Linked DNA regions of Homo sapiens: region 2 is linked to region 1. The links are chromatin loops, found by intact Hi-C in ENCODE. Cell type or tissue: endothelial cell of umbilical vein. All regions are shown on one strand.

Region 1 (5,000 bases):
ATATGGTATTAGACAACATGATAGCTTCTGGCCAATTAGACGAGTCCATACGAGAGAATGTCAGAGAAGCTCTTCTGAAGAGACATCATCATCAGAATGAGAAAAGATTCACCAGTCGGATTCCTCTTGTTCGATCTTTTGCAGATATAGGCAAGAAACATTCTGACCCTCACTTGCTTGAAAGGAATGGTGAGATAAGTTGTGGCATCCAATTTTTGCTAACACTTCTACTGTAACAGCTTTCCAGTATGTTACGATTAACATTTGGGGATATTTAAACACTCACTATACCTACCTCTGAATTACTTCTCCTTCCTGCTTTGTTTCTTTTCAAGGCCTCTTGTATAATTAATTAAAGAGGCATAAATTATGATCTATAATTTTTAATATTACCTTTTTGAAATTCTAAATCTTGGGTTTGAACCTTTATTTTAGATTTTTCCTAATTTTTTTTTTCTCCTGAACATACTTGATTTGCTGGTATAAACAAGTGTTTTTGGATTGGTTTGCTGATTTCACGGCTCTTTATTTGTACAACTTGTGAAAGGCTTTTATGACTGTTCCAGTCTTACACTAAGGGTGACCTAGTTGGTGTCTTCTAATCCATTGAGAATGGCTCAGACCCAGGTCTACATATTCCACCTTTCTACTCTCATTCTTAGGTTACAGGCAGGTTGTGTGGCATGTGGGAAGACAGTGTTTTTGCAGTCGTTTACCTCTGTTGGTGTCCTAATGCTGGACACTTGGAGGTTTTGCCTTTCTTTATTCTTCTGTGTAAAGCAGAGGAATGCATCAGTAGGGTTGAGAACTCTGACAGTGAGTCTGGAAAACCCGGGTGCAAAGGATCAGAGTGGCTTATGGAGAGTCACTGTAGCCTCCAGTAGTTGCTGTAAGCTGCTACTATTACCCAAAGCTCGTGAGGATTACAGTGAGGACTAGTGGAGTATGGGGCACAGTGCCTGCTCATCTTTTTTACCCCTGAAATAATAGTATGACTTTTAAGTGTTCTACCAACAAGCAAGCATAGGTGATAGGGTCTAGTTTTTCTAAAGTTGAAAATAATCATCTTTTTTATCTTCCACTTGGCCATGAAAACCCTTTTTAATCCATTTAAAATTATGCCATGTTGTATTTAAGCAATCTTAAGAGTAAAAGAATACCTCTTATGGACCAAAATGCAATGTAAAAACAAGCCAATGTATAGCGCATTTTAACTCTCTTTTTTGTCTTTTATTTGTTGTTTATATTCTCTCCTTTGGTGAAATAAGTTCATTTATCCAGAGGGACCCTATTCAGTCTTTACTCTTCGTATGCAGTTGTTCCTCACTATTGTCCAATTGTAATTTGCTCATCAGAAGACATTGACTGTTTTCTTTTAAATGCCATTTTAGCATGTTCTTTTGTTGAAATATAGTTATAATTTGAGTTTTTCCTGCATGTAGCTTATTGTTTAAATGGTGTTTCCTAATGGATTATAGTTTAACTATTTCTGAAACCTCTTGAGCATGTAACTTTGATTAGGCCATATGGAATTGAATATTGTATTTGCATGTTTTTCATAAAGAATGTTATTCTTTTAAGATACACTTAGTACAAATATGAGGGGTTTAATTAAAAGTATGCATGACCTTTTGAAATATTTTAGACCTACTGCTATATTGCTGTTGTTGGTGAGAAGTACTTTATTCTTAGCTAGTGAAATAAAAAATTATATGTATTTGTTTTAATGTATCTGCTACATATCAGAAATGAAAAGCATACTTTAGGACATTTATTAATATTTTTAGAGAGCTCAAGAATATGTATCCTTTAAAATTGACATTGTGTTTCTCTTTTTAAAAAATTTCTGTTATTTGTCTTTTTTTAAAACTTCAGAGCAGCACCACCTGTAGATGGTGTCTTACTGACTTAATATTGTAAATATTTAATACCAGTTTTAAGTTAGAAATTATTACTTAATGTTAACATGAACTTTTTCTCTAAGAGATAATTGTCTGTAGCTGTTTGGTAAAATGTAGGAAAAATACGCTAAATATAAGCTATTAGTTTTGGTTATTTTTGGTTTGAGTTATATTAATTGTGTATTACATATTTTCATTTGCTATTTATTGTTTAAGCAGTGACTTTGTATTGATATTGTCCTTTTTAAAAATGCCATGCTATTGGTCATTCTAATTTCTAACAGGATATTGCCCCCACCATCTGTCATTAACAATTTTTTTTTATGTGTTCTGAGAACTAATTACAGTTTTAACCAACTTTTTAGTGACTTTCTAACATGTAAAAACCCGATTGACATGCTAACCATCACATGACTTTGAAATTTTGGGCCTTTGAAGTATGCAATTTATAGTGTAAATTGATTTTTTTTTAAATGTCTCTATTTGCCTTCTGCAGTGGACTTCATCATTTTTCATTTATTTGTTTTATCTCAGGGGAAGGCCTTTCAGCCTCCCGCCACTCTTTGCGAACAGGTCTGTCTGCCTCAAACCTTTCCTTGAGAGGAGAATCACCTTTATCTCTTCTTCTTGGTCATCTTCTTCCTTCTTCAAGAGCTGGAACCCCTGCAGGCTCAAGGTGTACAACCCCAGTACCCACCCCTCAAAACAGTCCTCCTTCTAGCCCTAGCATCAGCCGCCTGACCTCCAGAAGTTCCCAAGAGAGTCAGCGTCAGGCCCCAGAACTACTGGTTTCACCTGCCAGTGATGATATTCCCACAGTAGTAATTCATCCGCCTGAGGAAGACTTAGAAGCAGCGCTGAAAGGCGAGGAGCAGAAGAATGAGGAAAATGTTGACTTAACTCCAGGCAACTATCCAAAATCCTCCATGTGTGGTGCTTTCTGCCTCTGAGTCACTTGCACTTGGAATGCCTTTTAGCACATAGCTTAAGCAGCATATGTAGATAATGCTTATAATTTATTTTGACTTCTGCATGTTTTTTTTTCTTTATGATAGATTGTGTTAGGTTGGTGCAAAAGTAATTGCGGTTTTCGCCGTTGAAAGTTTGCTTTACTTTCAATGGCAAAAATTACTTTCAGTGGCAAGAACTCAATTGCTTTTACACCAACCTAATAAAAAAGAGTAAGATTATTAAAAATTTGAGTTACAAAAAGACTACAAAGAAGACTACACATAATTTAAGCCCTTTTAAAAAGTTTCACTTAGATTTAAAGGTCAAGACATTTGAACACTTCAGTAAAACATAGTCATTTTTTATAATGTTTTAATTTGCCATGAACTTATTTTATATTTATTTATGTATTTATTTTTATTAGACCGAGTCTCACTCTGTTGCCCAGGCTGGAGTGCAGTGGTGTGATCTCAGCTCACTGCAGCCTCTGCTCCCTGGGTTCAAGTGATTCTCATGGCCTCAGCCTCCTGAGTAGCTGGGACTACAGGACTGAGCCACCACGTCTGGCTAATTTTTTGTATTTTTTTGTGGAGACATGTTTTCACCATGCTGGCCAGGCTGGGTGAACTTTTTTTTTTTTTTTTTTTGGAGACGGGGTCTTGCTTTGGAGGCTGGCATGATCTCAGCTCACTGTAACCTCCACCTCCTGGACTCAAGCAATCCTCCTGCCTCAGCTTCCCAGTTAACTGGGACTCAGGGGCGTGTCACCATGCCTGGTTAATTTTCGTGTTTTGTAGAGACCAGGTCTCACCATGTTGCCCAGGCTGGTCTTGAACTCCTGGGCTTAAGTGATCCACCCACCTTGGCCTACCAGAGTGCTGAGATTACAGGTGTGGGCCATTGATTGCGTCTTGCCTTGGTAGCTTGGTTTTGTGTGTGTGTGTGTGTGTGCATGCAGTTCACTCATAAGGTGAATGAACACATACAAATAAATTATAGTGAAGTGATGTGCCTTAAATAGGGATAGAGTCATACTCTGTCACCCAGGCTGGAGTGCAGTGCCACAATCATAGCTCACTGCAGTGCCACAATCATAGCTCACTGCAGCCTTGAACTCCTGGGATCAAGCAATCCTCCTGACTCAGCATTCTGAGTAGCTGAGACTACAGGCACATGCCACAACATCTGGCTAAGTTTTTTGTAGAGACGGTATCTTGCTGTGTTGCCCAGGCTGGTCTTGAACTCCTGGCCTCAAGCAATCCTCCTGCCGTAGCCTCCCAAAATGCTGGGATTATAGGTGTGAGTCACCAGGCCCAGCCATACCTTTTTTTCTATTTAATGCTTTTCTCCAAAGAATGTAGTACATTTTAGGCTTTTTTTTTTTGCTTGGGCGGGTGGGGTGGAGAGACAGGTTCTTACTCTGTTGCCTAGACTGGAGCGCAGTGGCGCCATCTTGGTTCACTGCAGCCTCGCCTCCTGGGTTCAAGTGATTCTCCTGCCTCAGCCTCCTGAGTAGCTGGGATTACGGCGCGTGCCACTACCACCCAGATAATTTTTGTATTTTTAGTAGAGACGGGGTTTCACCATGTTGGCCAGGCTAGTCTTGAACTCCTGACCTCAAATGATCCACCCACCTTGGCCTCCCAAAGTGCTGGGATTACAGGCATGAGCCACCATGCCCAGCCACATTTTAGTCTTTTAAATAAAGATAGGATCAAGTGTTCTTTTTCTCATTTTGCCTTTGAGAAGATTGAAGTTCTCTAATGACTGACTGCCTGGAATCATATACAGACTCGGATTTATGTTTTGGAATAGATTTTAGTTGTCCATTGTTTCATGCTGTTATTTATCTTTAATCCAAATTTACCTTGAAATTTTCAGGACCAGAGTTCCTGTAGTTAGGGAAAAAAAAATTGTATGTGCAAAATTAGCAAAAAATTATTATTTTTTAGTGGAGAAAAGGTTTATAACTCTTTTTTTTTTGTGGAGATGGAGAGTCTCGCTTTGTCGCCAGGCTGGAGTGCAGTGGTGTGATCTCGGCTTACTGCAACCTCCGCCTCCCGGGTTCAAGTGATTCTCCTGCCTCAGCCTGCCAAGTAGCTGGGACTACAGGCATGCACCACCACGCCTGGCTAATTTTTGTATTTT
Region 2 (5,000 bases), 71 kb after region 1:
ATATCTACATCATGATATTCCAGTTATATTTGGAGCTTCCCAATCACATTTAACTTGGGATTTGTTCATTGATTGATTCATTCAGCAATTATTTATTAAATCCCTCTTTTGTTGTAAACTACAAAGTATGTGCTAGATACTGGGAATGAGCCAAAAAGCTGTCCTCCATATGCTTGACTAGTTTACAGTAAACTAATGGAGATGGAAATATGTACTTATTGAATTATGACCTGAATCAGCCTGTTTGTCAAAAGCTGCAAGGCAATGCTTGGCAGGGTTGTGACCCTGTCTAGGAGGTCAGCTCAAAGAATGGATACTTCAGTTGAGACATGAAGGATGCGACATCCAGCCTTTCCATACCACTGTGGCCCTTGAGTCCAGGAGTAAAGGCCTGGGGATATTCAGGAGGAGTAACTCTGTGGTGGCAGTTCAGGACCAAGTGTGAGTAACAGCTGGCTGGGTGGCCAGGAGCGCCAATTGCACGCAGCACCTCTCAGACCTTGGTAAATTTTCTTTTTATCCCAGGAGAAATGGGAAGCATATAAGGGCATAATTGGTCAAATATGTACCATAAAAAGAGTGCTTTTATTGATGTGTGGAGATAGATTTTTTTGTTGTAGTTGGGGAGAGGGAGAAATTGGAAGTTGGGAGATCATTTAGGAAGTGATAATGGTAGTTCAGGTGAGCACTGATGTAAGTTTGGACTAGGGCGTTGGCAGTGACGGTGGACAGATAAGTGTCATATTTAATAGAAAAATAGGACTTAGTAGCCAAATATCAGATACGGGGGTGAGGAAGAGGAAGGTGTCATTTTTCTGACGTCCATGCCAAAGGACTCTGTCTTATTTGGGACTATTTGAGACAGGATGAATGAATGTGTTAGGTTGGCGCAAAAGTAATTGCAGTTTTTGCCATTGAAAGTAATGGCAAAAACCACAATTACTTTTGCGCCCACCTAATATGTTTGCATTCTCCTTGCCTCATATAATTACCTCTGGTGTTCCTGCTACTTAATGCAGTTCTTTGAATTCCATGGACACTCTAACATTATCTCAGGTCAATTCCTCTTTATCCAAAAGAGTTGGCCAAAGATTAATGGAATGTGATAATAAGCTGAATGATCTGCATATAGATGTTTTACATTTCCAAGAATAGCATTGCTTCCAAACTTCTTAGCCATTAGCAGTTCCGTAAGCTGGCTTGCAGACTGAAGGCTGCCACTTACTCCTTTTCCCAACACTTGCCTTCTTCCAGATCCTTTAGCTCCAGCTCAACTCATCTACTCACTGTGTCCTCAAGCCACTTTCAGCATCTTGCCTGCATCCCTGTGTTCACTGGCCAGGCCCGTTGTTCACCCCCCTGCCCATCCTTCTGGACCTTCTTCAAGTTCACAGTTCACAAAATCTTTCTATAATCTTTCCTCTGATTTCATTCAGTTTATAATCTCATTTGGACATTTTTTTCTGCTTTTTGACACTTCTAGTGTTCTTATTTAATCCATTGTATTTGCCTAAACCATTAAAAAATGTCTTCTTTTACAAAGAGACATTATCAGCAATTTCATATGCTTTACCCTACATATTTATGATTTCCCACACACATTGGATTGTAAAGAGATTTTTTTTTTTTGTAGTGCCCAGTGGTCTTGTGCACAGTCAGAGCACAGTAAATAATAAAATGCACTTGAAATAAAATGTTATTAGATGAAATTCAATTTTATTTTATAGCTCAGAAAGTACTTCTAGTTTTTGCAGCGCCACCAAACATATGAACATCAATTTGTTGATTCAGTCTTCTCTTCACTTGTGAAAGTTCTAGGGGTTTGGGTTGAATCTGTACTTACTTTATTACTTATTACAATGATGGTTAACTATTTTATTGGAAGACATTATGAACCATGTCTTATTCAGTGTTGTATCCTCAGTGCCTGGCATATACTAGGGACTCAATAAATATTTCTTGGAGTAATGAATAAATATAATTCTCACCTTTCTGTTTCTCACAAAATCAGGAAATAGAATATACTCATATTCTATTTGGGGTCAATGAGAAAAGAGAAATTTAGTGTGCTACTTTAGTTATTTTTGTTGACGGGTTAATATAAATTCTTCCTTCACATCATCTGGACCTTTTTTCCTCTTTTCAATATTGCTGCTTAATATGTAAGTCTCAGGTTCATTTGCTCTAACACAGGCACATTGTAAACCATATGATGAGTAGAATTGGATGCTGTAGCAGCTACGCAAGGCACAGACATAGCATACCACAAATATCATTATGCAATGACAATGGAGGGGATCCACAGAACCTACATTTATATCTGCAGATTTCCCTTTACAATAAAAGATATAAGTTGGAATGAGAATAAATCAGAAAATAGGGAGGTTATAGTGGTATCTGTTGTCACATATTCTAGTTAATTTTGGAGCAGCCCTCAGACCAACATGGGCCAGTATTAGCCAGAGGAAAATGAAAATCAGCACTTAAAGGAGTGTCCATCATCATAGCAGGTGGTCAGTAACTATTTCGAGGATTAAGTGGGAGAGGGTTAGAATACTATTAGAATTCTTGGTTCTTTTTATCCCCAAGTGCTTGTTTACATATAAAATAGAAAATTGCTTAAAGTATTGACTATTTGCGCAAGGAAGGTGGCAAATGTACTGACTCAGGAGCAAGGCCATGATAATAATGCTTGTCCTTAGCTGACGACACACTCCTGCCCTTGGAGATTCTGTACCAACCGTGTCTTTGTTTACCACTCTATGATGATTAAAACACACCACCTACATATTTCACATGAGTGAACCAGGATGAATGAATGGATGTTTGCAAGCACCCCAGGGTCCAGGAGGTGAAGTTATGCAAACATCAGTTGTTGTTATATCACCCTCTGCCCTTGGCTAAGGGCCAATATCAACAAGTTCTCTTTTTCCCATCTGCCTTAGAGTTTTCCATGAAGATTTAGATCCTGAAGGTGAAGTGCGCTTTGTTCTCCTTCACTCCTAAAGATGCAGTGTGGCCTTTGACACATTTTTCCTCTCTGGGTCTTAATTTCCTCCTCTAGTAGAAGGGAGCTGAATCATGGTCTGCAACTGGTGACCTATACATTTGTTTTGTTATTTTGTGCAAGTGTCTTTTCTTGTTTTGCTTCATTTTTTATGTGCTTTTGAATCCCTCTTGGGAGAATGTGCCTTCTCATGTGTGACCGAAGCTCTACCACTCTCTACACCTCTCTTCATTCATTTACATTCTGTTCTTGGGCCTGGAGGGTGTTAGACGTCCTGATACTGCATGTTCTCTGAGGTTTATTCTTGTCATAGCTGTCTCTTTTCTGCTAACTCCACATATAGTTCCCATTGAAGAACAATAACAATGTAATATAAGGGATAAAATCAAGACAACAGTTTAGACTAGAGAACCAGATGTCCTTTTTAAACTGTAATGGGTATTAGCAAGTTATGTTTCTTACAGGATTTCCTCAACTTTTTGCTCACCTTATTTTGAAAATGTGTGTGTGTTTATTTTCCAGCAATTTGACCAATTTAACTTGACATTTTCTGTGGAGGATTTATAGTTTTCTAAAGCATACATAATTTGAAAAGTCCAAGCACTGTATATTTGTGAGATTTAGTGCAAATATTCTTTGCAAAAAGAAAATTGTTTCTTTATTCTCAAAGCACTTTAACTACATAAACTGCTGAAGTGGTGAATACATTTTAAGTGTGTATTTTGAAATAATTTTAGACGTAACATAGAAACTGCAAAAACAGCACAGAATTCCCATATACCCTTCACTCAGCTTCCCTTAATGTTGACATTTGTCATCACCATGTTACAGTCATCAAAACTGAGAACTAAACATTTAACCAGTGCATTTTAACATGTTTGTCTTATCTCTGGCTGCTCTATGTGACTTTTTATCTTATTTTAACTACTTTTCTCAAAGAATCACTATTAGAGGAATTTTTAGAAAAATATCTACAGTAAAGGAATTAGAGAAATGATTTTCCATTTTGTACTTCTAGTTAGTTATGGGGCTGAAAGTTCTCTAAATTCTTTTAATATGTCCCTTTGAAAACAGACAGAACTGTAACTTGTCATCTAAAATGAAAGGTTAATCATTATTCATCAGAAGAAACAGAGACTTCTTGTCAGTACAGGAAGTTCTAACTTCCTTTTGTGGTAGGGTTCATTGCAGTTTATTTTAGTGCTTTTTTCAAAATAATAAACCTGACATAGCCAAAATGGTAATTAACTTTAATCTGATGTATTTTCACTGTTATTACTTTATTTTTGATTGATTGATTGATTTTTTTTTTTTTTTTGAAATGGAGTTTCATTCTGTTGTCCAGGCTGGAGTGCAGTGGCACGGTCTCGGCTCACTGCAACCTCTGCCTCCTGGGTTCAAGTGATTCTCCTGCCTCAGCCTCCTGAGTAACTGGGACTACAGGCATGCACCACCACACCTGGCTAATTTTTGTGTTTTTAGTAGAGACGGTGTTTCACCATGTTGGTCAGGCTGGTCTTGAACTGACCTCGGGTGATCTGCCTGCCTTGGCCTCCCAAAGTGTTGGGATTACAGGCATAAGCCACCACTCCCTGGCCTGTTATTACTTTATAAGTACCGTTTTTAACCATTAGTAAATGTAGTAAATAAAATGGAGTATTTACAAAGATGCAACCTGAGTGATTAGTAGGAAAAAAAAGATATTTGTGGATTTGTGGGCGATTTACCATAATGATTCAAATGACTCTGTTTTATATTTAGTAAATATGAGGCCACCTGAGGATCTTTTGAGTAGCTAAGGCAACCATGGAATAAAAACGGGTTTCTGGGTAGAGATCTGAAAACCATATCACAAATACTCCCTATGTTATTTAGTTAGTAGGTTAATATTGCACAATTTAGATTAATTACACTCAGGTAATTTTGCCATGGCATGTGTTTCTTTCTCTGTCACATGTGTTTACTCAGCAATTACCAAGACATCACGAGCAAA

The links. A loop is a pair of places that touch in the nucleus more often than their neighbours do. Peaks named below come from ENCODE experiments on the same cell type or tissue, not always from the same donor. Only the 100,000 strongest peaks of a DNase experiment are listed, where the experiment ranks them.
Region 2: it touches region 1 in a loop (3-fold over the local background); 2 of 110 quality-filtered maps call a loop at or near these places.

The regions. Positions count from the first base shown.
Region 1 is chr3:27,429,105-27,434,104 of GRCh38, reverse strand. It overlaps SLC4A7 (solute carrier family 4 member 7), which reads left to right. Exons shown (of 26, transcript NM_001321103.2): 6 at 1-189; 7 at 2,436-2,807. Among named protein-coding and RNA genes, the nearest start is that of SLC4A7, 53 kb to the left of the region's middle. In endothelial cell of umbilical vein, no CTCF peak of the experiment used is centred here; a DNase peak (open chromatin) is centred at 2,814; H3K27ac peaks cover 462 bases.
Region 2 is chr3:27,358,527-27,363,526 of GRCh38, reverse strand. The region is part of intron 1 of NEK10 (NIMA related kinase 10); the gene reads left to right. Among named protein-coding and RNA genes, the nearest start is that of NEK10, 8.4 kb to the left of the region's middle. In endothelial cell of umbilical vein, no CTCF peak of the experiment used is centred here; DNase peaks (open chromatin) are centred at 3,026 and 4,026; H3K27ac peaks cover 2,244 bases.